Regions from separate parts of the Mus musculus genome. Here region 2 is linked to region 1. Evidence: chromatin loops called from intact Hi-C (ENCODE). Cell type or tissue: left cerebral cortex. All regions are shown on one strand. Each heading gives the region's core, and the rest is flanking DNA. Links, peaks and the distances in the headings are about the cores only. Region 1 overlaps Ccdc8 (coiled-coil domain containing 8). Region 2 holds the start of Gm25815 (a small nuclear RNA gene).

Evidence for each region. A loop is a pair of places that touch in the nucleus more often than their neighbours do. Peaks named below come from ENCODE experiments on the same cell type or tissue, not always from the same donor. Only the 100,000 strongest peaks of a DNase experiment are listed, where the experiment ranks them.
Region 2: a loop joins it to region 1, with 7 times the contacts of the local background. A loop is called at or near these places in 34 of 42 quality-filtered maps.

What each region holds. Positions count from the first base shown.
Region 1 is chr7:16,996,548-17,008,151 of GRCm38, forward strand. It overlaps Ccdc8 (coiled-coil domain containing 8), which reads left to right. Exons shown (of 1, transcript NM_001101535.2): 1 at 1-968. The coding sequence ends at 98. Ppp5c (protein phosphatase 5, catalytic subunit) reads right to left here. Exons shown (of 13, transcript NM_011155.2): 7 at 11,179-11,284; 8 at 10,557-10,699; 9 at 10,360-10,447; 10 at 9,785-9,825; 11 at 9,513-9,691; 12 at 8,714-8,795; 13 at 8,093-8,624. The coding sequence ends at 8,562. Among named protein-coding and RNA genes, the nearest start is that of Ccdc8, 8.4 kb to the left of the region's middle. In left cerebral cortex, for the core only: a CTCF peak has its summit at 5,979; DNase peaks (open chromatin) are centred at 5,945, 6,157 and 6,961; H3K27ac peaks cover 1,276 bases.
Region 2 is chr7:16,944,970-16,956,573 of GRCm38, forward strand. It overlaps Pnmal2 (PNMA-like 2), which reads left to right. Exons shown (of 1, transcript NM_001099636.2): 1 at 1-3,859. The coding sequence starts at 124. The coding sequence ends at 2,109. Gm25815 (a small nuclear RNA gene) reads right to left here and starts at 8,532; the gene lies at 8,426-8,532. It also overlaps a transcript of Pnmal1 not described here. In left cerebral cortex, for the core only: a CTCF peak has its summit at 6,531; a DNase peak (open chromatin) is centred at 6,519; H3K4me3 peaks cover 170 bases; H3K27ac peaks cover 564 bases.

The DNA.
Region 1 (11,604 bases), core at 4,809-7,308:
GGAGAGTCCCCAGGGCAGGTGAGGCCAGGAGCCTCCGGGTACTAAGGGCTGACATCAGAGCAGATGTGGAACACAGAGAGCAAGAAGAACAGCTGTAAGGGAAGCCCAGTGCCCCTGCCCCCTGCCTGCCTTTGTTAGCTACTGGGATGCCTCTCTCCTTTTCAGGTTCCTTCTCTCTCCATGTTTGAAAATGGGGGGGGGGCAGGGGTGAGGGGTCAGGCAGCACCGCCCACACCTTTCCTCCCCTTTCCACCCTCATTCTCTAACCTTTCCTCTTCTTCCCTCTCCCTTTCTTCTCTCTCTTTTTCTTTCCTTCTGTCTCTATTTTTTATTTAAGACAGAGTCTTGCTATGCAGCCCCGATGGCCTGGTGCTCCATATATAATTGGCCTCAAACTCACAGTAGTCGTCTACCTTAGGGCCCAGAGTACTAGGGTTACAGGTGTGTGCCTCTACATCTGGCCCCAATGACCCTCTTTTGTTTTGTGTTGTTTGAGACAGGGTCTCTCTATCTAGCCCCAGCTGGCCTGGAACTCGCAGTGTAGACCAGGCTGGCCTTGAACTCACAGATCTGGATGGCTGCCTCTGCTAGGACTACAGGCATGTGCCACCATGCCCATCTTTCAGTGGCCTACTATATCATCTTGCTTTTATGTGATGAGATTGTGTGTTCAGGGTGGTGTGGCTATAGAAACACTTAAATTTTTTTTTATATGTTGATTTTTTAAAATACTAAGTATAGCATCTTAAAGAATGAAAGACATAAGCCCGTGGAGCCTGGCGGCCTGGGTGGTATTTTAACTTCTTATGTATTTTAAGTGCTCACAGCCTGGCAAAGGGAAATGGGTAGAGGGGGGGGGGAATCAGTCTGTCCTTTTTCTTCTGTCTGTAACTAATTTTGATTGATGGCCTTTTTGCACTTAAAGAGAAAACTCAAGTTGATATGCAAATAAAAATGTGTACAAGGTGGCTTCTTGTTTCCGAGGTGGCAATGGTCAGTGTTGGGGTGATTTTTCTGGTTCAATGACATGACCCTGTGTTTTACCTTGTCACTTTACCTGCCATGTTTAGGCTGCTAAGGGCTGGAGGATCTGAGGGTACAGAGCCTGTAGGCTTCACATACCATACTGATCTCCGTGAGAAGGCACAGAAAACCCACAAGGAGTGAGGTGCAGGAGGGATGGCTTGGCAGGTAAGGGGCTGCTCTTGCAGAGGACCTGGGTTTGATTCCCAGCACCTACATGGTGGCTCACAACCACGTGTAGCTCTACTTCCAGGGTGTCTGATGTCCTCTGGTCTTCACTCACCAGGCACACACATGATGCACAGACATACATGCAGCCTGAACACACAGTCATAAACATAATTGAAAAACAGTCTGAAAAAAGGAAAAAGAGGAAAGACGAGCCAGCAGGGAAATGCACGCAGGGTGTTGCATTGGGGACCCCTGAAGATCAAATCCAGGTCATCAGGCTTGGTAGAAATGGCCTTTACCCGTGAGCCACCTCACCACTCCCTTCAGTCTGTTTGAGCCCACAGACATCTGTGTTGCTCTTGCCACTGGATGTGTTAAAAAGATGTTAGACTAGAAGTGTGCTCAAAGGGGGAAGTAGTGTGCACAACTGCTTCTTAGAACCAGATCCTGGGCTGCTAAGGGCCTCAGGGAAGGAAGGTGGACGTGTCTCTGTGATGCTTGGCAGCAGAGAAAGAGAATAAATGTACACACACAGTCTCTGTAGAAGTCAGCAGGGGTAGCGAGCATTAGTGAAAAAGCAGTCCAGTGCTCATTAGCTGAAGAATGAAATATGTCCCAGAAGCCCCAATTCTCCTCCCACCCCTAGTGGGACGATATCTGGGGAGAAAACAGGCTTTCACATTCGAGGTAGATGTTCTGCCACTGAGCCATGCTCCCAGCCCCTCACTGAGGGATTCTAGGTGGATGCTCTATTATGCACCCTTGTATATCCACTTTTGCTTTCCCTGCTCTGTTCGACACGGTTCAGGTTGGCCTTTCTATAGCCCCTTTTGCTGTTGTTCATGGACAAGGTTTGTTTCCTTATAGCTCAGCCTGTCCAGAATATGGACCCCACCTGGAGGAGTAGATTTGATGGGAGTTGGAGTTGTCTGGGATGACCAGGTTAGGGGTAGAGGTCAGGGGTGGTCCTTGCAGTTGTTCACAGCCACTGGAAGGTAAAAGGAAAAGCATTAATAGACAGTGCCACCCAGTTCAGCTTCCCACAGGGTCTGCAGCTCAGTGGGCTTTAGGGATAATATTGGAGTCCCAAGGAGAGACTTTGTGACACGGCTTTCACACACACACACACACACACACACACACACACACACACACACACTGAACCTACAGAGACCCAGGTACAGGCACAAATGGCAAGCCCCTATACAAACACACTGGTAGGCCCCCAGAAATGTCCATAAGTTTGTGGGCACACATATGCAGTATTCATTCACACTCTGGTTCAGACCTGCCAGGTTCCTGCACATGCCAGGAAACCCTCTGTTCCCTGCCACACACACTCCACCATATTTACAAATGTTAGCACTGGCAGACATGCTGTCAATGCTGTAGATATAGGCAATGCCACCGAAACCCAGCAGACAGCCACGGACTGGAATAACACTCAAAAAAAAAAAAAAAAAAAAAAAAAAAAAAAAGATAGAAAGGAAGAAAGATAGATCCCACCCCTTTTCCTGGGTGTTATTTTCATAATGACCTTTCTGAATAGCCTTGAAACTTGGACAAACTTGGGTCAGTGTGACCTTCAGCTTGTCCCTCCCTTGAATGGACGTGACATTCTCTTCCCTTCCTTATCTAGCAGGAACATCCGGAGAGGACCAGATGTGAGAGGGAAGGAACCCTTACACTGCCCTGGACCAACTGGATAAGGATATTATTATCTCTTTAAATAGTCAACCCAAGGTTTTTGTTGTTTTAAAGGCAGGGTCTCATGCAGCCCTGGCTTGCCTGGCGCTCCCTATGCTGTGGAGGACAACCTTTCGCTCTGGATCCTCCAGTCTTTGCCTACTATGTGCTGAGATAGCAGGTGTGCACCACCATGCCAGGGTTATATGGTGCTGGGGATCAGGCTTGGGGCTTCAAGGATGCGAGGCAAACCAGGTCCTCAGGCCCACAAGGGACTTCTGCTAGGCGGACTCCTGAATTCAGCCTGGCATGCAGAGAGGCCAGGCATAACTTTGGTACTGTTAGATGTTGAACTTGTCCTGGGCACCCAGTCCAGTCAAGCAGCTCAGCCACCTGATTGGGAACCTGCCAGATTGGATCGCCACCTGGTGGCCATAGTCAGAACTGCAGCCCAGGCTTCTGGGTTGTGGCTGGTTTGGGATTGAGGGCTGCCATTCTAGACAGCTTTAGAAAATGGACACACTGAGGGACATCTCAGGACGTCTTGTGACCAGCAGTCATGACCAAGTTGGGATGATTCCTGATAAATGAATTTGAAGCCACAATCCCAAACTGTGAATTTGGGAACTGGGCGTAGCAGGTACCATTCAAATCCTCTTTCAGGCCGGGACGGTTATGCCAGGAGCCCTGGAGTAGGGCACTGTGGAGCTTGAAGTCCTAGCTTCTTCAAGCTTTGTCGTGTGGGCAATGGGTTGAAACTCCCTTCCCTCGTGCTATCTCCTCTCTTCCCTATGGAGCGAAATGAAGACCGGCAAGGAAGCAACTCAGAATCTGGACTCCCACCCCCTCACTTCCTATTGCCTGATTTTAAAAATCACATTTTAGCTAACATAATGGTACCCAGTTACTCCAGGGACTGAGGCAGGAGAATTACTTGAGCTTAAGAGTTCGAGGCCAGCCTTACCCAGGTGATAAAGTATGGATATATCTATACCCTGCATGGATAAACACATAGACAAACAGACAAGTAAACAAGTCAAACTTGGTCCATGAAGCAGATCTGTGATTCTGGCACCTGGGGGGCTGAGGCGAGGACTAGAGAGATGGCTGAGTAGTTGAGTGTTGTGCTGCTCCTGCAGAGGACCTAAGTTCAGCTCCTAAGTGGCTAAGAGGCTTACAACCACCTGTAACTCCAGCTCTAGGGCATCCTGTACGCTTTGTGCACTGGCCTCCCCAGGCACCTGACACCTGCCCTGCGGGTGAAATCACACTTCGGAGGCCACAGGCTAAGTAGCACATTATTATTCTCTTCTTGCTGTTGTAGATGACACCTCTGATGAGTGGATGGCACTGATGAGTTAATAGGCTGCGGGGGACTTGGAGACCACGTCTGTCTATCTCAGACTGATTGAAACCACAGGCTCTCATGTGGGCTTGGCCAAGAGCATGATGGGGGACACCTTTGCCATCAAAGGGCATAGTCTGGCATGGTAACAAATGATGCAAGAGGATCAGGATTGCAAGACAGGACACAGAGTGAGCTTGAGGCCAGCTTGGGCTACATGAGGCACTGTTAAAATAATGAATGAGTAAATAATACAAAAAAAACGACAGAAAATCCTGCACTAAGAGCACATTAATATTGCCCATTTCTGAACATTATCCTAAGACTGATTACACACCTAATTGTATTTCCCTGTGGTCCTGACCTTCCTTGCTTTTGAAAAGATGAAGCTATTGACTTCAAAGTGGAACCCAGGGTATTATGCATATCAGGCAAGTAATCTTCCATGAAACCACACCTTAGGGCCTCACCAGATGCTGGGGGATTCTAGGCAGAGGCTCTACCACTGAGCCACGCCCCCAGTCCCTCACTGGGGGATTCTAGGCAGGGGCTCTACACTTGAGCCATGCCCCCAGCCCCTCACTGGGGGATTCTAGGCAGGGGCTCTACCCCTGAGCCACGCCGCCGGCCCCTCACTGGAGGATTCTAGGCAGAGGATCCATCTCAGAGGTATAGTTCCAAGCTTTTCGGTTTCCATCTGAACGAGTTTGGCTGCCACTCACTGTCACAAGAATAAAGTGAAAGAGCTCAGGCTCCCAGACCCAGGCTGAGGAAAGAAGGTTGAGAATTTTGGGGGAACAGGAGGTGGTGGTGATGGATCTTTGGAGGAGCTTCCTGGCTTCACTCCTGCCATCTAGCCCTACTCCATCTTTTTTCTGAGGCCTGTACACATCTGGAATCAGTCTCTTAGCCATCCTTAAAGATGAAGATGCTGTGCGAAGTCCCGTGGAGTCCCTCGCGCTCTCTTATTCTTTGCTGTCCCTGGCCAGCCAAGATTAACCAGCAGCTTTTTTTTTCTTTTTTCTTTTCTTACCTCATTACCCTTGACCATGACCACCATAGGGGGAGGGTATGTGCAGGGACCACTTCAAGACCAGGCAGGAAGCATCTGTGCTCACCTGGCCGATCATCTGACTGCTTTCTCGTTCTTATTCCCCATAACCACGTTTCCCTATCTCAAGTTTAGGAGGTCCATCATCAGATGAGCCAAACTGGGTTCCTATTTCAGGGCTGTGTGACTCTTGGCGAGTCATCTACCCTCTCTGAGCCAATTTCCCCATCTGGAAAAAATGCTCACAGTAAGAGCATCTAGGACTGGGATGTAGTCTAGTTGTTGCTATCTTGCTACCCCAAACCCAGGCTTAGTGGTGCATGCCTGAAACACCAGCACACTGGAGGTAGACGTAGTAGGATCAAAAGTTCAGTCATCCTCCACTATATAGGAAGTTTCTGAGCAGCCTGGGTTACATGATAATACCCTGGCTAGCTGGGCTAGAGCTTTAAACAGAATAGAACATCACTAGTGAGACAGAAACATTAGCTTGTATGGGTTTTGTAACAGGTGTAAACTGCCCTCCTCCCATCTCAAAGGTGGATGGGTTAGGACACGCTACTCCACCTCCCCCTGCACGCTTGTGCCCTGAGAAGTGCCATCCATCGCTGGTGGGTTTTTAGCTGTGGTCCTGGAGCACCACCTGGTGGTGGATTCTAGTCTAGTCTGGCAGGGACTTAGGGATGCAGGTCACCTCTTGTCCCCAGGACCTTCATTCCTTCCTCAAGTCGTTTTAGGCCCATGTCACACACCTGGAAAGTACTGTTTCTCTGCCTGAGTGACCCAGGGGCCCCTGGCACATTTTTAACCACTGTGCATGGATGGGTAGATCCAAGTCCATTCCCTACAACTTGGTTTCAGTCTAGAAATTATTCACTCCGCCAGCAACAGTAGGGGGTGATAGTGAGTCAGACCTGGAGTCCCAGGCTGAGTGGCACCTTCCCAACTTTTGCTTTGCAGAGTCTCCTTAAACCAGGCTGGCTGTGTAGCTGGGGATGACCTTTCACTCCCGATTTTCCTGCTTCTGCCTCTTCAAGTGCCTGTGTTCCCCACACTCCCACCCTAATCCCCATTCTAAACTTACTCTTTCACCTGGTGTGTGGTGAAGTCCACCTATGTTCTGCTCCCAGGGTTGAATGTGGGAAAGGCAGAGGACAGGTGGGAGCCTGCAGATGGAGTTCCTACCGGTCTTGGCACTGGACTTTGTTGTCCTCTCAGGCCCTTACTGGTTAATCCTGGGTAAGTGCTTTATGGCTGAGCCACATCCCCAGCTCTTCATATTGTCTGGGACTCCTTTGCTGGGCATATGATGATTTTCAGGGAAGATCAATTAAGGATTGAAGACCCTGGCAGCAGGTGGCCTATCCAGATATAAAACAGCAAGCTTTTTTCAGAGGAAAACATTGTCTACCTCCATTTAAATAAAACAAAACAAAAAAAAGTGTGTGGAGGTAGGGGTGGAGGACAACTGTGTGTGTGTGTGTAGGAGAGGAAATGGGGAAGTGTTGGCTCTCCTCCCCACCAGGGAGCAAACCCAGGCTCTTAGTCTTGGTGCAAGCAAGTACTTTTGCCCACTGAGCTGACTCACTAGCCCACACTGTTGAGGCCCTGTTCTCAGGCTCTCTGGCATGCACAGATGGCCACTGTTGGACTACACAGCCCCTACTGTGTGACATATGTCCTGTTCTGTGCCTTGAGAGGACGCTGACACAGCATGCACTGTTTCTATATCAGTAAATCATGGGAAACTCATGGTCTGAACAAACATACAGAGAAACTTCATAGCCCAACTAAAAAAAGATGTATGTTATTACTGGGGGTGGGGCATGTCTACCACAGCCTGTGTGAGGATCAGAGGGCAACTTTATGGAGTCAGTTCTCCAGTTTTTGTCAGGGATCCAACTTGGACTTTGAGAGTAGAGATTTCTAAACTCGTGACCTAGCTGGAGGACGCAGGGCACTAAGGGGTGGGCCTTGAACGTTCCTAGCTGGCCCTGCTTGAGATCTCTCTCTTTGCTTTCTGGCCTCTATCCTGTGAGAAGCTGACCACGAAAGCTCCTGCAGTCTTGACCCAGTACAACCACGGTCTTTCCTGAATGATGGCGCAGTCTTCTCACCTGTGACTAGCAGCCATCCCTGGAGCTGCTTCTGTCAGATGTCCTGCACAGTGTGGAGAAAAGAACCTGCTATAGACAGGGGCAGTCCTACAGGTTGCTAGGGGTTTGCACAGAGCACCGGGGACTATGGAATTTTCTGAGAGGTTGAGTATAATCCACCTTCCAGCTTGGAAATAAACACCAGCCACACCTGCTGGCCACATTCTCAGTTATAGGATTCTGAAATTCCTCAAGCACTACTGAACTGAAGGCTCAGGGCCTCTCAACCAACAGTAGCAACGGAGGACTCCCAGGCCAGGGAAACAGCAACTTCTCGGGCAGACTAGCTCTCTGGGCAGCCCAAGCCTTGTTTGCCCCATGAGCATACAGCAGAGCAGAACAGTTGCTGAGCGCTGTCCCTGCTGAGGACAGCTTGGGAGCCCAGAGCACTGAGCATGGACTTTGCGGTGCTGTTGGGAGATGAGGGTTCAGAAGGCTCCGCATGCTCCACCCACTATGCCGTTTCCTTGCAAAGCTCAGCTAGAACAGAGGCTTCTGAGGGGTCTGAGGTCAGCCTGCAGCCTGCACAGGTCTCAGGGGTCCGACGATACTTCTGTGGTGACTCTTGTCCTGTGATGTCCACATCACTGAGGGGCACCCAGAACCAAACTGTACCCACCCTGGAGGGGCTTGTACGTGGTGGACACACGTCGAGGTGGGTTTGAGATGAGGTTTGACTTACAATAATGACTTTATTTTATTTTAACATAGTTAATTACAGAACATAAAATAGCTGGGGGGTGGGCCCCAGCCTTGCCCCACCCTGAGGCTACCAGGAGGAGGCCTCCCTGATGACCCTCTTTTGGGGTCTTCCTATGGCAGGGTCCTATTGCTTTACCAGGGGAGGAGCCATGCAGGTGAAGGGGCAAGACCTCCTCTTGGCCCCACCCCTACCCAGGCTGGCCTTCCTCCAAATGCCCAGGCTGTGCCCTACCTCCAGTCTCCTTTCTCTGACCAGGAGCCTGTCGTCTGCTGCCCCACGCTGCCCCCACCCCCTCTGCAACCTAAAGGGGAATAAATACAAACTTTACAAAGTAAAAGGGGGTCCAACGTTGCCCTGGGGCGGGGCAGCAGGCCGAGGGCGGGGCCATTCAGCTGGGCAAGTCCCGGCTCACTGCTGCTGACAGCCTCACATCATTCCTAGCTGCAGAAGCGTGTTGGCGTATGCCATGGGCTTGACATTGGGGTGAGGCTGCAGCAGGGACAGAAGGAGAGAGACAGTCAGGAGACTTGCCCATACAAAGCACTCGCCCAGGCAGTGCCCTGTCCCAGGTCACTCACCACTGCTGTGAATTGGTGGAACTGGGGCCGCAGGTCGGAGCCCTGGAGGTGGATGTAGGAGGCTTTGTTTCCCATCTGGTCACTGTAGGAACAGGGGCAGAGGGGCTTGTGTGGTTGGGGCTGGAGATTATGAGAAGGTGGGGAACAGAGGGAGGGAGCGAGGTCTGAGACAGGAAGGGGATGCAGAGGAGAGGAGAGAAGAGGGAGACACACTTGCCATGGAGAGATGGTGGTGCCAAAGAAACCACAGTGAAGGGCTGGAGGAAAGCCACGGAAAGGTGGGGGAAGCAGAGGCAGGAAGAGGCAGTGGGAGAGCTGGAGACCTGACCTCACACTACCCTAGCACCAGAGGTATGTATATAGTACAGGGACAGAGTGACATGACACCATGAGGTCACAGCCTATCCAGAAACACAGCCCATACAGCCCTGAGTCCTGGCTTCCTCTTATAGATACTGAGAGGAGAGAGTGGACTTGGATGAAAAGGCCTTGCTCCAAGGGAAGACCTGACACCTGGGGTTGGGGAGCAGCAGAAGGCCCACAGGTGTTCATTATACTACCATGTATCCACTCTTAGGTATCCTTCCTCTGGTGGAAGTTTCCAGTCAAAGCCAAAACCTGCCACTGCCATGGTGGCTCATGCCTGCAACCCCACTACTGGGAGGCCAAGACAACAATCATGCTGCTAATTTGACACCTGACTGGACTAGAGTAAGACCCTGTCTCAAAAGCCATACATTCATAATCCACACAGAATAAACCCTGTGGCTTGGGCAAAAAGTGGGAGAGGTAGACGCACCAATAGTTGGGGGCAGAAAAGACAGTGACACAGCGGCCACCATGGGCCACCTCGTAGCCCTCGGCTTTGACTTCATGGCTGCGGATGATATAGTCCAGTTGATTCTCCTCCAGGAAGGCCTTGGTGACATCAGGCCCAAACTGGCAACTCACACCACGCTTGCTGACGGAGCGCCCATTCTGGTAGGAGCAAAGGAACAGGAGACTCTGGGTAAATAAGGGCCTGGCTCCACCACATCTCAGTCCAAACCCAAAGGCAGACACCCAGCTCACCTGTGGCTGGGGATCTGACCACAGCAGGTCACACATGGGACCTACAGGAGAAGGGAACAGTGTGAGACTTACCTGTTTCCCAAGCTTCCTCAGACACGTGCCTGCCCCACAGTACAGCAGGGTTGCAGAGGGGCTGTTGAGCTGGGCCCAGTTTTCCTGTAGCTCTCAGTCTATCCATTATAAGCCTGCTGCTGGATGGAACTTTTACCACTCCAATCTAAGAGCAGGCCCTCTTCTCGTCCAAAGCCTCCTGTGGCTCTCCACTGCCCCAGCAGCAAACCCCATGTTCCTACCAAGATCTGTAGCTCTCAGGGCGTGGCCTCAGGCCTTATATCTAGTAGGAACCTCTGAGGGCCAGCTCTAGTCACCCCACCCCATCAGTCCCTGCTGTCCCCTGAATTGGCCACACCACTGTCAGCTCAAATGTTACCACCCCAGAGTTCATTTCACCCACATCATCCATGTCCTCTCTGATGTTCCCAGCCAACAGTCCCACACATTCAGGTTGCAGGTGGGAAATCCACATAAGGTCTGTGTGGGTCCAGGCACTCCTCTCTGTGCCTGAGTCCACTCACCTGAGTCTGGGGGCTGCCGATTCCGCTCAATCTTTCGGATGTCATCCAGAGTGACACCATCTTCGCTGAATAGGCCTCCGTGCATGATCTAGGGGAAGCACGAGCCTCTGTGAGGGGAGGAGCCCCCGCTGTCCCCCCATCCCACCCTACCCCCAGCATGTTGCCTGCATGGTGGGAGAGGCCCTGAGACTCCTCACCAGCACTTTGCCATTGATACACTGCGCCAGCGGAAGCCACTCGAACACCTCGCTGAAGAGCTCATACATCTGGGCTGTGTACTTGGCCTTCACCTCGCCCTCGAACCCGTAGATCTGGTTCATGTTGTCTGTCTCGTGGTTGCCTGGCCATAACAGAAGAACAAGAGAGGACCCTCAGCCTCCAGTTTATTTATTATATACCTATCTGGTAATTTCAGGTACAGACCTGGGGACAAGATGGCATTGCTCAATGATAGCTGGCTGGCACTGAACCTTGATAATGAGAGCCCAGCTCAGTACTCAGATGGACCTTTGTGCTTAGATTAGTGTCCCCAGGAGGCTGTTCACACTGCTGTGTGTGCATTAGAGAAAGGCACCTTTCGTCCTTGAACCTTCTGTCTGGCATCTGCCAGCAGAGGGCACAGTGACCACCACACTGAGCTGCCTATGGCAAGTGCTGCCACCTCTTGTGGTGCTACTGGGGTGGTGCACAACCTGCTCAACCTTATGTGGTGGCCCCGCGGTGTACAGGCTTGCTGAATTCACCAAGTGCGTGGCTATACTACTCTAGGCTTTACAGATGAAGACAGAAGCCCAGGAGAGAAGGAGAAACCCTCCTCACCTCGAAGTAGATGGAAATGATCTGGATACAGGAGCTTAAAGCCGAAGAGGGTGAGGATCACTTCAACGGAGAAGGAACCACGGTCCACAAAATCGCCATTAAATATCTTTCTTGTTAAGGAAGCTGTGGTTCAGATGGCAGATGGGCCAGGAGGGCGCAGTCCTGTTCCCTTGGCTCCAAGGCTTCCATCTCCAAAGGGGGTGTATCCCTGGTCTGCCTTTGAACTGAAGCCCCAAGGAAACAACCTCACCTGTCTTGAGGAAGGCAATGGCAGAGCCTAGGCAGCCAGCTGTTCCCTAAGAGCAGTCCTCAAATTACAGGGGACAGGTCCTACCTCCCAAAAGCACAGAGCCTAGGAACCCTACACAGAAACTATCCCATGTCAAACATGTGAGAAAAGTCTGGGGTGTGGCTCAGTGGGTGGAA
Region 2 (11,604 bases), core at 5,584-8,083, 51 kb before region 1:
GGAGTCTGGACTCTCACCCTGCTGGTGGCCTTTCCAGAGTGGGATTGACCTAGCCTGTGTTCAGTAGCCCACCCCTTTCTCGGGCTCCCTCCCGCCTAAGATTAGCCTCCGCCGGGCAGCGCCATGACGATGAACCTTCTGCAAGATTGGTGTAAGGAGCTGGAAGTGGAGGTGCACAGGGCCCTCCTGATCACGGGCATCCCTGAGCGCCTGCAGCAGGCGGACATCGAAGCTACCCTGAGTCCGAACTTGCAGCCCCTGGGCAACTACAGGCTTCGGACTGTGAGAGCTGTAACCAAAGAGAAGTCTCAGGCAGCCCTTGTAGAATTTGGGGCAGACTTCGATCACTCTGCCATACCTATCCACATTAGGGGAGAGAATGGGATTTGGAAAATCCTGAGTAAGGACCGCGGGCAAGATGCGCGGGTCCTTAGGCAGATGAGGCGCCTGTTGCTGGATGAAAGGCCCATGGATGACTTCAGAGAAATAGCCATCCCTCTGGTATTGGAGGCCCAAGCCCAGGCCAAGGGATTAGGGAAGGAGGCCAAGAAGGCTGGCTCCTCTGAAGGGGCAGCTAGGAGCGGCCGTCGGGGCCGTCGGGGAGGCAAGCGCCGATCCAGAAGCCACAAGTTGACGGCTCAGAAGGGCCAGAAGAGGAGCCGGGGAGGGCGGCGAGCCAGGAGTGAGTCGGAAGACTCTTCTGATGACAGCCTGGGTATCGTCATAGAGGAGATCTACGCAGAGGACCTGAGCGTAGATGAAGACCAGAGGGCCCTGTATGCCACGCTCCAAGCAGCTGCCAAAGAGCTCACCAAGAAGTGGGCCTTTCGGGGTGACCAGGAAGAAGGAGATGGCCCCCGAGAATTCTTGGCACTTGTCACTGTCACCGACAAAGCTAAGAAGGAAGAGATAGAGAAAGACCTTCCTGGGACAGAGTCTATCTGCTTAAACATCAAAGACGAAAAGAGCGGGGTTCCTGATTTAGTCGCGCTACTGGCTGTGAGAGATACCCCCGCAGTGGAGGTAGAGACAGAGGTGGATGATGATGATGAAGATGACGAAGATGAAGATGATGAAGATGATGACGAAGATGAAGATGACGATGAAGATGATTCCGACAGCGAGTCTCTGGAAAATGGAGAGCACGGAAAGGAAGTGATGGATAGCCCCGAGTTTGTGGCTATTGTGGCTTATACAGACCCCGCTGACCCCTCTGCCAGAGAGGAAATGCTAAAAATAGCTTCTGTGATTGAGACCCTCGGCTGGGGCGACAAAAAAGACAAAAAAGATGTCCTTCCTCAAGTCCTGTCCGTCATGGCTAAGGACACCTCTGGGCCCAGGGTGAAGGTAGAGGAGGCAGGTCGTCAGGTGGACGCCATGGTCCTGAGGAAGGCAGAGGAAGATGGGAATCTTCTGGAATGTATTTCTACCTTGGCTGAGGCAGAGAACTGCCCTAAGGGAAAGAAGTCTGGGCTAGGTCTCCTCAGAGGCTGGACCGCTGAGGGCCACCAGGGTGGCCTATTGGAGCTGGTGGCACTCTTGGCTGCGCAAGATATGGTGGAAGCTGTGAGAGAAGAAGAAGCCAGCAGGTGGGGCAGTGGTGGAAGTGGTGGCCGGAAGTGTGACCATAGCCAAGGTGGTTTATCTGAGGTCCTGGCTTTCCTGGCCTCCCAGGAGAATCTAGAATCCAACGAGGAATCGGACGAGGATTCAGACACAGAGTCAGAGGGAGATTCCGAGGACACTGACAGCGAAGAGTCCGAACCTGGTGACAGCGTGTCCAAGAAGCCGCGCGCCAAGAGAGCGCGCACAGGCTCCAAAGGCCTCCCACCGGCCGGCGCCACCGCGGTCTCCACCGCATCCCGGGCACGCAAAGCCCGCAGGGGTGGCCGCGGTCGTGGCCGGGCTGTCACCCCAGAGAAGAAAACGGGGAGCGGGGTTTCAACCGAGGACCATGCGGGGAACAACAACAAGAAGAAGAAGGGATCCGCAGGAGCCGGGGCCCGTGCCAGGGCTGGCGAGGCCAAGGGACAGCCAGCTGCTGTTCCCAAGTCTACCCGCGGAAAGAAAGCACGCAGGGGCCCAAGGCGGGCGCCCAAATGCCGTTAGTGCCGCAGATGTCACTACAAGCCCTGTCTCTTGTGTGTGGACTTCCCTCCCTACTTTCCTCCTATTCTCTCTCCTCCCTGCAGCCCCCTCTCGCTTAACCGTGTGCATTTGCTTTGTGCGCTGCTGCGTCCCTGGCTGGCTATGGCCGGTGCCCAGCTTTCCCTCTCAGCTCTATGAACAGATGGCGATGGCGCGAGCGATCATTATGGCTGCAGCCTAGATATGACAAGGAAAAAGAGACCAGACACTCGGATGCAGTGGCCAGTGGGTGCGGAGGAGAAATGGGTCCGAAGACACTGAGGGGTCTCTGCTCTACCTCTGGAGCCCCCCTCCACGCCTCCCGCGTGAGTGTGTGTAGGTGCCTGGCATTCCTGCCTGCCCATCCTTCCAGACACCGGTTTCTGGCCGAACAGTTGGGATTTGCTGTGAGCCACCTCTGGCCCTGACTGGGCCTTAGGGAGAAGCAAGAGTGTTGGGCACTATGGGCATTAGGGGGTCTTGGAAGGGTTAAGGGCCGTGTGTGCGTGTGTGTGTTCGCGCGCATGTGTGCACGCGTGTGTGTGCATGCGTGTTCGCGCGCGTGTGTGTGCGTGTGTGTTGAGGGGAAAGTATTCCATAAATGAAAGTTTGTGAGGGCTGAGAACTGGAGGAGGAATAAAAATGGGAGGAGAGGAGGGGAATGCTGGGGGGCGGGGCTGGAGGAAGAGGGAGAAGAGGGGCAGGGAGGAAGAGGGAAGGAAGGGAAGGCGTTGGCATTAGCTTACTCTCCTGAGGCTCTGCAGGTGGGAAAGAGGGGAAGCCAACTCCCCCACCCCCACCCCCACCCCACCCTAGCCCTTGTCCACGGGTTGAATTGGTAATATACCCTGCCAAAATGTTCTGCTTTGGAAAACTTAGGTGAAATCCAGATTTCTGGGTTTCTAGGCAAGCCCTGCCCCCTCCTACTGTGACTCCCCAGCTGTCACTGGCCACTCCTCAGCTGTCTGCCCTTGTAACTCTTGACTTAATATAACAATGGAGTCCCTTGTTCACCCCTCTCCCCACTGTGTGCAGTATATACCCCAGATCTCCTTAAAGGGTCAAGTGTCCCTATCATGTAAGAAGCAGTTGCTGTGCCCCACCCTGGCCTCATTGGTCCCTAACTAAGCCTGACTGCTGCTGGCCAGGCTCCAGCCCTCAGCTGTCCCTGAGAGCAGCCGCCTCAGCTGTGTGTTTTCCTGTAGTGCTACGTGCCAGAAGCCCCGGCTGGGCTGCCCAGCTCCGTGTTTCCATGTGTAGATAATGCTTTGCCCTGCACAGCACTTTGAAACCCTCTTGTTCCCGCGTGTGCGAATGTGTGCGTGTGTGTGCGTGTGTTCAACTTTCTATCCCCAGGAAGTGACCGGTTCGTGGTACCTGGACCCTCTAGGATGGAACAGAAGTTCTGACCAGCCTCACACCCAGACCGTCCAGCTCCTCAGTGGGGACATACAGAAACTGCAAGGGGTTTCTGTACCTCTTTGTACTCAGAGGCAGCCCCTCTCCTTGATTCCCAGGACCAGTGGCAATGAGGGGACAGATGGAGAAGCAGGCCAGAGGGGCCTGTGGGCTGGAGAGGAAACCCCACTTCATGTAGACTGATGGACTTGGGGTCTAGTGGCTGGGGAGGGCCCCACATGTCACTTTGCCTTGCATAGTTATAGGTACCTGTCCTTGTGTGCTGTGTGATCTGGGATCCTCAAATGAAACAATGAAGCATCTTAGTTGTTGATTTTTCTCTGTGGTCTGGAAAGTGGTGTGAGTGCGTACCAGGTTGAGGGGGGCATGCCTTACTGTCATGGCTGACACATGTCCCTGGCTCCTGCTCCCGAGGCCCTATGTGGAGTCTCTCCTGCCTTTCCATACTCCAATTCAACAGTGGGCATTGCCACTTTTTATTGCGACCTACACCCTCCCCTAGACCCTGCTATAGCTCCTGTTTGACCTCACAGTCCCTTTAGCCTGGTCTGTGTCTCACTGCCAGGAATGCCAACATGGCACCCTGGGGTGGGGTGGGGCTTCTCTTAGCAGCCACGTCTGACACCTGCTAGTGTCACTTCTCTCTCCATACCCCAGAAGAGCTTGCTATGTCAACTCCAAACCAAACATCTTACAGCGATCTGGACCCTCTTAGTCAGACAGCGTCACCACTGGCCACCTAGAGGCAATTCAACTTACATAGCGTGCGAAAAAAATGAAGCTAAACATTGCTGTTGGTTGTGAAGTCCCATCTGCACCTGCTCAGGTGCTTCACATGGCCAGTGTGACCACATTGCTCATTGTAGGCATAGGACATCCCCATGGCCTCTGAACGTTTTCTCTGTCACTGAGGTCCACACAGGAGATCCCTTCCAATCTCTGCCTCATAATCCCTTCTGTGTCTCCAATCCTGCAGGTCCTAGGAAATACTGCATGCTCCTACCCAGAGCCTTTGCATGACTGCTCCTGCTGCCTGGACTGTCTTTCCTCAGAATTCTTCAGATGTCACATTCTCAAGGAAGGGTCCCCTGATGACGCTTCCCATAGTCAGGACTCTGACTGCCCCTTGGCACATTTGTGTGTCAACCACACACAATGGGCTCTTTTAGAGATCAGCAAGAGGATGGGTACATTGATCAAAGATGAAATATGGCTCTCTTACTGGGCTGGGGGAGGTACCTCTGAGAAGCCGATAGCCTGGAGTCTGGAGTCCCCCAAACTCAGAGGTGATTTTACTGAAGACCATCCAGAGGCTGTGTCGTCCCTGTGGCTGTTTCTGTTGCAGCCTTCAGGATTGAGCGGCTGCCTTCTCCAACCCCAGTGCCCCATTCAAACTCAGCGGCCTTGCCAAAGAACTTTGGAGCTGGGCTTTTGGGGTCATACCTGGCCCCAGAAAGGGGGATGAATGGGGTGGAGGGAAAGCAGAGTCTCTCAGAGTCAGATCCAAGCAGTGGGAGTGGGTATATCCTGTTCCCCCAGTGCGTATCGCCCGTATGTGTGCGCTGCTAGCAGCGTCGTGCCGATTGGCTGTTTGTTAAACGGTCGCAACGGATGAACCAGATCCCAGATGCATTGACGAGGAACCATATGGTCTCTGGACGGAGGGAGTTGAGGGTCGAAAAAAGGAGAGCAAGGAGCTGAGGAGTGGAGGCACTAAGGCCGGGGGGGTGTGTAGGGGGGCGAGGCAAGGAGGAAGGTTTCAGACCCTCAGCTCTTCCTTGCTGGAGGAGCAGGGCAACCTGAGTGAGCCCTAAATGGCGGAGGTGGGTGGAGCAAGGCTGCCCTCAGGCGGCGGAAAAGGCAACCACAGCACCGGCTGCGCAATGCGGATTCCTTCTGGACCTCTTGCAGTAGTGATCCTGGAAGGGGCCACAGGTAAAGAATTCTTTAGATAAGGACAAGATCTATGTGTTAGATATCCGGGAGTGCTGGCTGGAAAAGGCCCTCAAGGCAGAAGCCTGAGGACAGCTGAGGCGACAGAGGTCTGAGGCAGGCACATGCCGGAGGGAAGTTACACAGCAAGACAAGAGAAATGACCGAGTCCATCAGCGTGTAAGGTCAGAGCTGAACACTGGGGAAGCAGTGTCACCGAGAGACCATTTAGCATCATGTATGTGGTAGCACACATCTTCACTCAGGGAATGAAGAAGGCTGGAGGATTAGTTCAAGGCTAGCCTCATCTACATAGGTAATTCCAGGTCAGCCTGGGCTACTCAAATCCCTGTATCAAAACCAAGCGAGACCCAGCTCTCAATGGGCCTAAGGCATGGAGGAGTTTGGGGTAGGTATAATGTTCTAAGTTCTATTCCAGCTCGAGCATGTACACACACACACACACACACACACACACACACACACACACACACACACACCTGTGAGAGGACCCGGATCCTTAGTGCAGGCTCCTCCCCTTCCGCAGGGTACTTCTAGCATTCATGCTGCTCTGTGTGTGTGTGTGTGTGTGTGTGTGTGTGTGTGTGTATGTGTTTACACACAGTGTAAACAGAACACAGAAGCAAGCAAGCAAACACAAACATGAAACGAAAAAATAAATCAAAACCATTGGCCACCTGGATCTAGCAGGGCTGATGGATAATTAGAATTCTAGTAACCGGAATTTAGCAAGAGGATGCTGGACATGTGGTGGCCCATTCAGATGTTCTGGATGTGTGTCCTTGCCTGGCTCCTCATTTATCCTGTCCCTCGGCCGCCTCAGACAAGGACAGAGGCGCTCTAGATTCCTAGGGTAGTGGGTAGGTGAAATAAAGGGAGAGTGAAGATTTTAGGGACTATGACGTCACCCCTTCCGGGATCCAAGGTCTGGCGCCTACAGAGGCGCCTACAGAGGACCAGGGTCCTTAGTGCAGGCTCCTCCCCTTCCACAGGGTGAGACGCCAACTCACAGGAGCTGCAGAGACCCCATTGTACCACGAGGGGGTGCACAGAAATCGCGGGCTCAACCACACGCTCACCATATATTCCCCTGCAAATGGAATTGAAGCCCAGAGAATCTCAGCACTTGGGAGGCAGAGGCAGGTGGATTTCTGAGTTCGAGGCCAGCCTGGTCTATAGAGTGAGTTCCAGGACAGCCAGGGCTATATAGAGAAACCCTATCTCGAAAAAAACAAAAACAAAAACAAAACAAAAAGAAAAAAGAAAAAAGAAAAAAGAAAAAAAGAAAAAAATGGCCTAAGCCTAGGTGCTTCACTGGTTCCTGAAATTTGTGAGAAATGCACATTCTTGGGCCCACCCTGCATCTGCCGAGCCATTTCAGGGATGGATTTCCTAAATCTGTTGCCAAAAGCTACTCAATGACTGTAAAGCGCAGCCAGTCTAAGAACTCTGGGGTCCAAGTCTCTCCATACCTTGGGATCTGTTGCTTGGCTCCGGGTTACACAATAGAACTACCCACGAAGCCTTTTCATTTTAAGATTTATTATTTCTGAGACAGACTCTTTATGTAGCTCTAGCTGTGTAGCTCACTCTGGCCTCAAACTCACAGAGATCCCCCTGCATCTGTCCTGGGATTAATGGCATGCAGCACCCGCTTAGCCATGTCCTCTAGAAGCTATGCAAATACTGGGCTGTATGGAGCACTAAAGGAGCTTCCTGTGGGCGGACGGCTCTACCCTGCCCTGGCTCCTTGTTCAGGAAAGGAGTATGTCCCTCCAAAAGCAAGAAGGAGGAACTGGGGAACCCAGGAAGTCTCTGCAGTTTTGTGGCGACAGCTCTCTTTTTGTGTGTTCTGTGTAATTTTTATCTTTGCGACAGTGAGAGGCGACAGGGCTGGTATGGACAGAGGCCGAAGTGGAGTCTGGCTTCTGGGGTTTTCTCCCTGGACACCTGATGATTTCAAAACTAAAAGTGCAGAGGTGCCAGTCAGTCACTGTTTGGGATTGGGCCTGTAGGACCCACCTGCACCTCCTTAGATGACAAAATACGGACCACATCTCACTATTAGTTTATTCTACATTGCCGTGACAAAAATACCAGAAACAGTTTGTGGAAGAAATGCTTTATACTGGCTTATAGGTTCAGAGAAATCTCAGTCTGTCAATGGTGGGGAAGCTTGGAGAAGTGGCAGAGCCTGTTGCCTTGGTGATGAACCAATCCTCAGAGGTTCACTCACTGCTAGAACACGGGGCTGGGAGGATCAGTAGGACCTATTGCCAGGCAGGCTGCACAGCCTTTAGATAAAGCCCTAAGCCCACTGTGGTAGTTAAGCAACGTGATGCTGAAGAAGTGGAGGCAGGGGACTCAGCCTCCAAATATCTCCACTTTGCTTTGTAAGATAAGCTCTCTCCCTGAACCTGCATCTCCCAGTTTCAGCTGGAATGGCTGTGCAGTGATCTACTTATCTTTGTCTTCCATCCCTAGGAGGGGGTTACAGATGTGTTCCTCCACATATGTTTTTACTGGTGCTGGGGATTTGAACTTGGTTCCCTATATTTTTGAAACACTTTATCTAATGAGTCATCTTCCTAACTCTGGCTCATATTTTGAAGTAATAATAATATAATTATATTATACTAATAATATTACACTAATATTATATAATATATAATAAAATATAATTATATTATACTATCATTATTATGTAATATATAATAATAATTATTATTATTAGTGGTGCTGCAGATAGATTGCAGAACTTTATACCCGTTAAGTAAGTGCTCCTCCACTGAGCCACAACCCCAGCCCCTCATTGGGGGATTCTAGGCAGGGGTTCTACAACCAAGCCACGCCCTGAGCCCGTCACAAATGAGAGAAACCTATCTGTGTTTTGTGCATTTCGCTCACAAGTCTCTCTCTCTCTCTCTCTAATATGGAATGCTTCATGAGTTTGCATGTCATCCTTGCTCAGGGGCCATGCTAATCTTCTCTTTATCGTTCCAATTTTAGTATATGTGCTGCCGAAGCGAGCACGCTCGCGAGTCTCTCTCTTTTTTTTTTTTTTTTTTTAAAGATTTATTTATTTTTTATTATATGTAAGTACACTGTAGCTGTCTTCAGACGCACCAGAAGAGGGCATCAGATCTCATTACGGGTGGTTGTGAGGACTTGAACTTCGGACCTTCGGAAGAGCAGTCGGGTGCTCTTACCCACTGAGCCATCTCACCAGCCCCACGAGTCTCTTAAAAATGTGTTTTTACACGGTTGGGTCTCATGGTTTTATCTGAGGAACATTCTAGGATATGGTTTTAGCGTGTACTTGGCTGCTGTAACCATGAAGGTGACCCTAAACTTGTGGTCATTTGATAACAGTTTTAAGGGTTGGGAAGATGGCTAATGCTAAAGTGCTTGTTACATAAATATGAGGATCTGAGTTGAGTCTCCAGCACTTGGAAAAGCCTGGCATCGTGTTCCTGCAATCCCAGTGCTGGGAAGTAGATCCCTGTGGCTTGCTGGCATCCAGCCTTGCTGAATTAGTGAGGTAGAGGTTCAATGAAAGACCTTGTCAGGCTGGAGAGATGGCTCAGTAGTTAAGAGCACTGACTGCTCTCCCAAAGGTCCTGAGTTCAATTCCCAGCACCCACATGGTGGCTCACAACCATCTGTAATGAGATCTGATGCCCTCTTTTGGTGTGTCTGAACACAGCTACAGTGTGCTCATATAAATCAAATAAATACAAAAAATAAATAAATAGAAAAATTGAAACAAAAACTAAAAAAAAAAGAAAAAGAAAAGAAAAGAAAAAAAGACTGTCTGAAAAATAAGATGGAGAGGGTCTGGAGAGATTGGGTAACAATTACCATGTTTATTATTACACCTTTCTAAAAATGATAATTCTTTTTGGGGCCAGTGCAATGGTTCATTGAGCAGGGACACTGGCCACTGGCACTGATGACGTGAATCCCATTTCCAGGACCAACATGGTGGACTCACTGACCTCCACAGGTGTGGCCATGCGTGTGAGTGCACACACACGAATAGATAATAAAAAAATGTAGGGAGAGGACTTCTGGCAGTGGGTGGCTGTGGATCCGGGAGAGTCATTAGCCTTTGGGGGTGTGGTTGCTGCTAGGTTGCCCAGTGGGTGTCTCATAGCCATGAGCACATAGGCAACATTGGACTCAGGGGGTTCTTAATAACAGTAAGTTAAAAAGCTGACATGAAGTTGGGAAGGAAATGAGTTGAGGGTTGCCAGGGAGAGTTGGAGGAAGTAGTAGGGGGGTAAATAAGATTAAAAGACAAAGTATGCACGTATGAAAATTTCAAGTAACAGATAAAATTATTGTTGCTGTTGTTATTTTGAGGCAGGGTCTCTCTGTGTAGCCCTGGCTGTTTGGGAACTTGCTATATAGACCAGGCTAGCCTCAAATTCACAGAGTTCCACCTGCTTCTGCCTCCTGAGTGCTGGGATAAAAGGCGTGTGATGCAGCACCACAGCCAGCCATTGTTGCATGTGTGTGTTCTCCTGTACAAATGTGTACGCGTGCCTTAGTGCACAGGGACGCCATCAGAGGACAGGTTTTATGAGTCCATTTTCTCCTTCCACCACGTGGGTCCTAGGGAGAAAACTTGACTCGTAAGACTTAGTGGCAAGTGCCTCTACCCGCTGAGCCACCTCACTGGTCCCAGAGGAGCCTCATGCTCATTTGTATTCCACACCCCTCCTGCCCCAGGCATGTTCTCCCTTTGTAGCACATGCTAGAATTCACTACATATCCCAGTCTGGCCTCACACTTGTGGCAATCCTCCTGCCTCAGCCTCCTGAGTAGTAAGTTTATTTCCTTAGGCTTATTGCCAGACTATTCTCTGCACACAGTCGGTGCTGGTGGCGAGCTGTGCCAGCTAGTCTTAAAGTCAACTTGACACAAGCTTGAGCCATCTGAAAGGAGGGAGCCTCGATTAAGAAAAATACCTCCGTAGGATCGGGCTGTTGGCAAGGCTGTAGGGCATTTTCTTAATTAGTGATTGATGGGGGGAGGGGGGAGCCATTTGTGGGTGGTGCCATGCCTGGGCTGGTTGTCCTGGGTTCTGTGAAGAAGCTATGATGAGCAACCTGGTAAGCAGTGCTCCTCCATGGTCAGCTCCTGCCCTGCTTGAGTTCCTGTCCTGACTTCCTTCGATGATGAACCGTGATATAGAAATGTAAGCCAGATAAACCCTTTCCTCCCCAAGTTGTTTTGTTTGTGGTGTTTCATCCCAGAAACAGTGAGCCTAACTAAGACCCTGGCTGATTTTCTTGTTTGGCTATTTTTTTTTTTTCATAAGAAAAATGACTTAAGGAAGAAACATGGGCGGGGCTCCTGGTTTTGTGGCTACAGCCCCTAGCTGGAATGCTTCCTCAGAGCAAGCCAGCTGTTGTACTTACTCCTAGGCAATACAGGCCAGCAGCTGAGGCTGCAACATGAGCCTCACCTCACAGAACTTATCTCCCCTCTGCCCACATAATCCTAAGATTATGAGAAGAAAATCAGAGTGGCCCAGGATAAGGTTGCCGAGGCGATGCCGCTGAACCACTGGGCTCTCCCCTCCCCTTCCCTTCCCTCCCTCCATCCCTTTTTTTTTTTTTTTTTTTTTTTTTTTTAGTTTTTTTGAGACAAGGTTTCTCTGTGTAGCCCTGGCTGTTCAGGAACTCACTCTGTAGACCCAGCTGGCCTCAGACTCAGAGATCCACCTGCCTCTGCCTCCTGTGTGCTAGGATTAAATAAAATAAAAGCTTGTAGCCGGGTGTGGTGGCGCACACCTTTAATCCCAGCACTCAGGAGGCAGAGGCAGGTGGATTTCTGAGTTTGAGGCCAGCCTGGTCTACAAAGTGAGTTCTAGGACAGCTAGGGCTACACAGAGAAACCCTGTCTCAAAAAAAAAAAATGCCTCTATTAGATTGGCTTGTAGGCAAGCCTGTGTGTGGAACATTATCTTGATTGATGATTGATGTGGGAGGGCTCAGTCCACTGTGGGCGGTGCCACCGCTGGACAGATAGCTGTGGGGTGTATGAGAAAGCAAACTGAGCGATCCAGTAAGCAGTGTTCCTTCCTCCCTGGCCTCT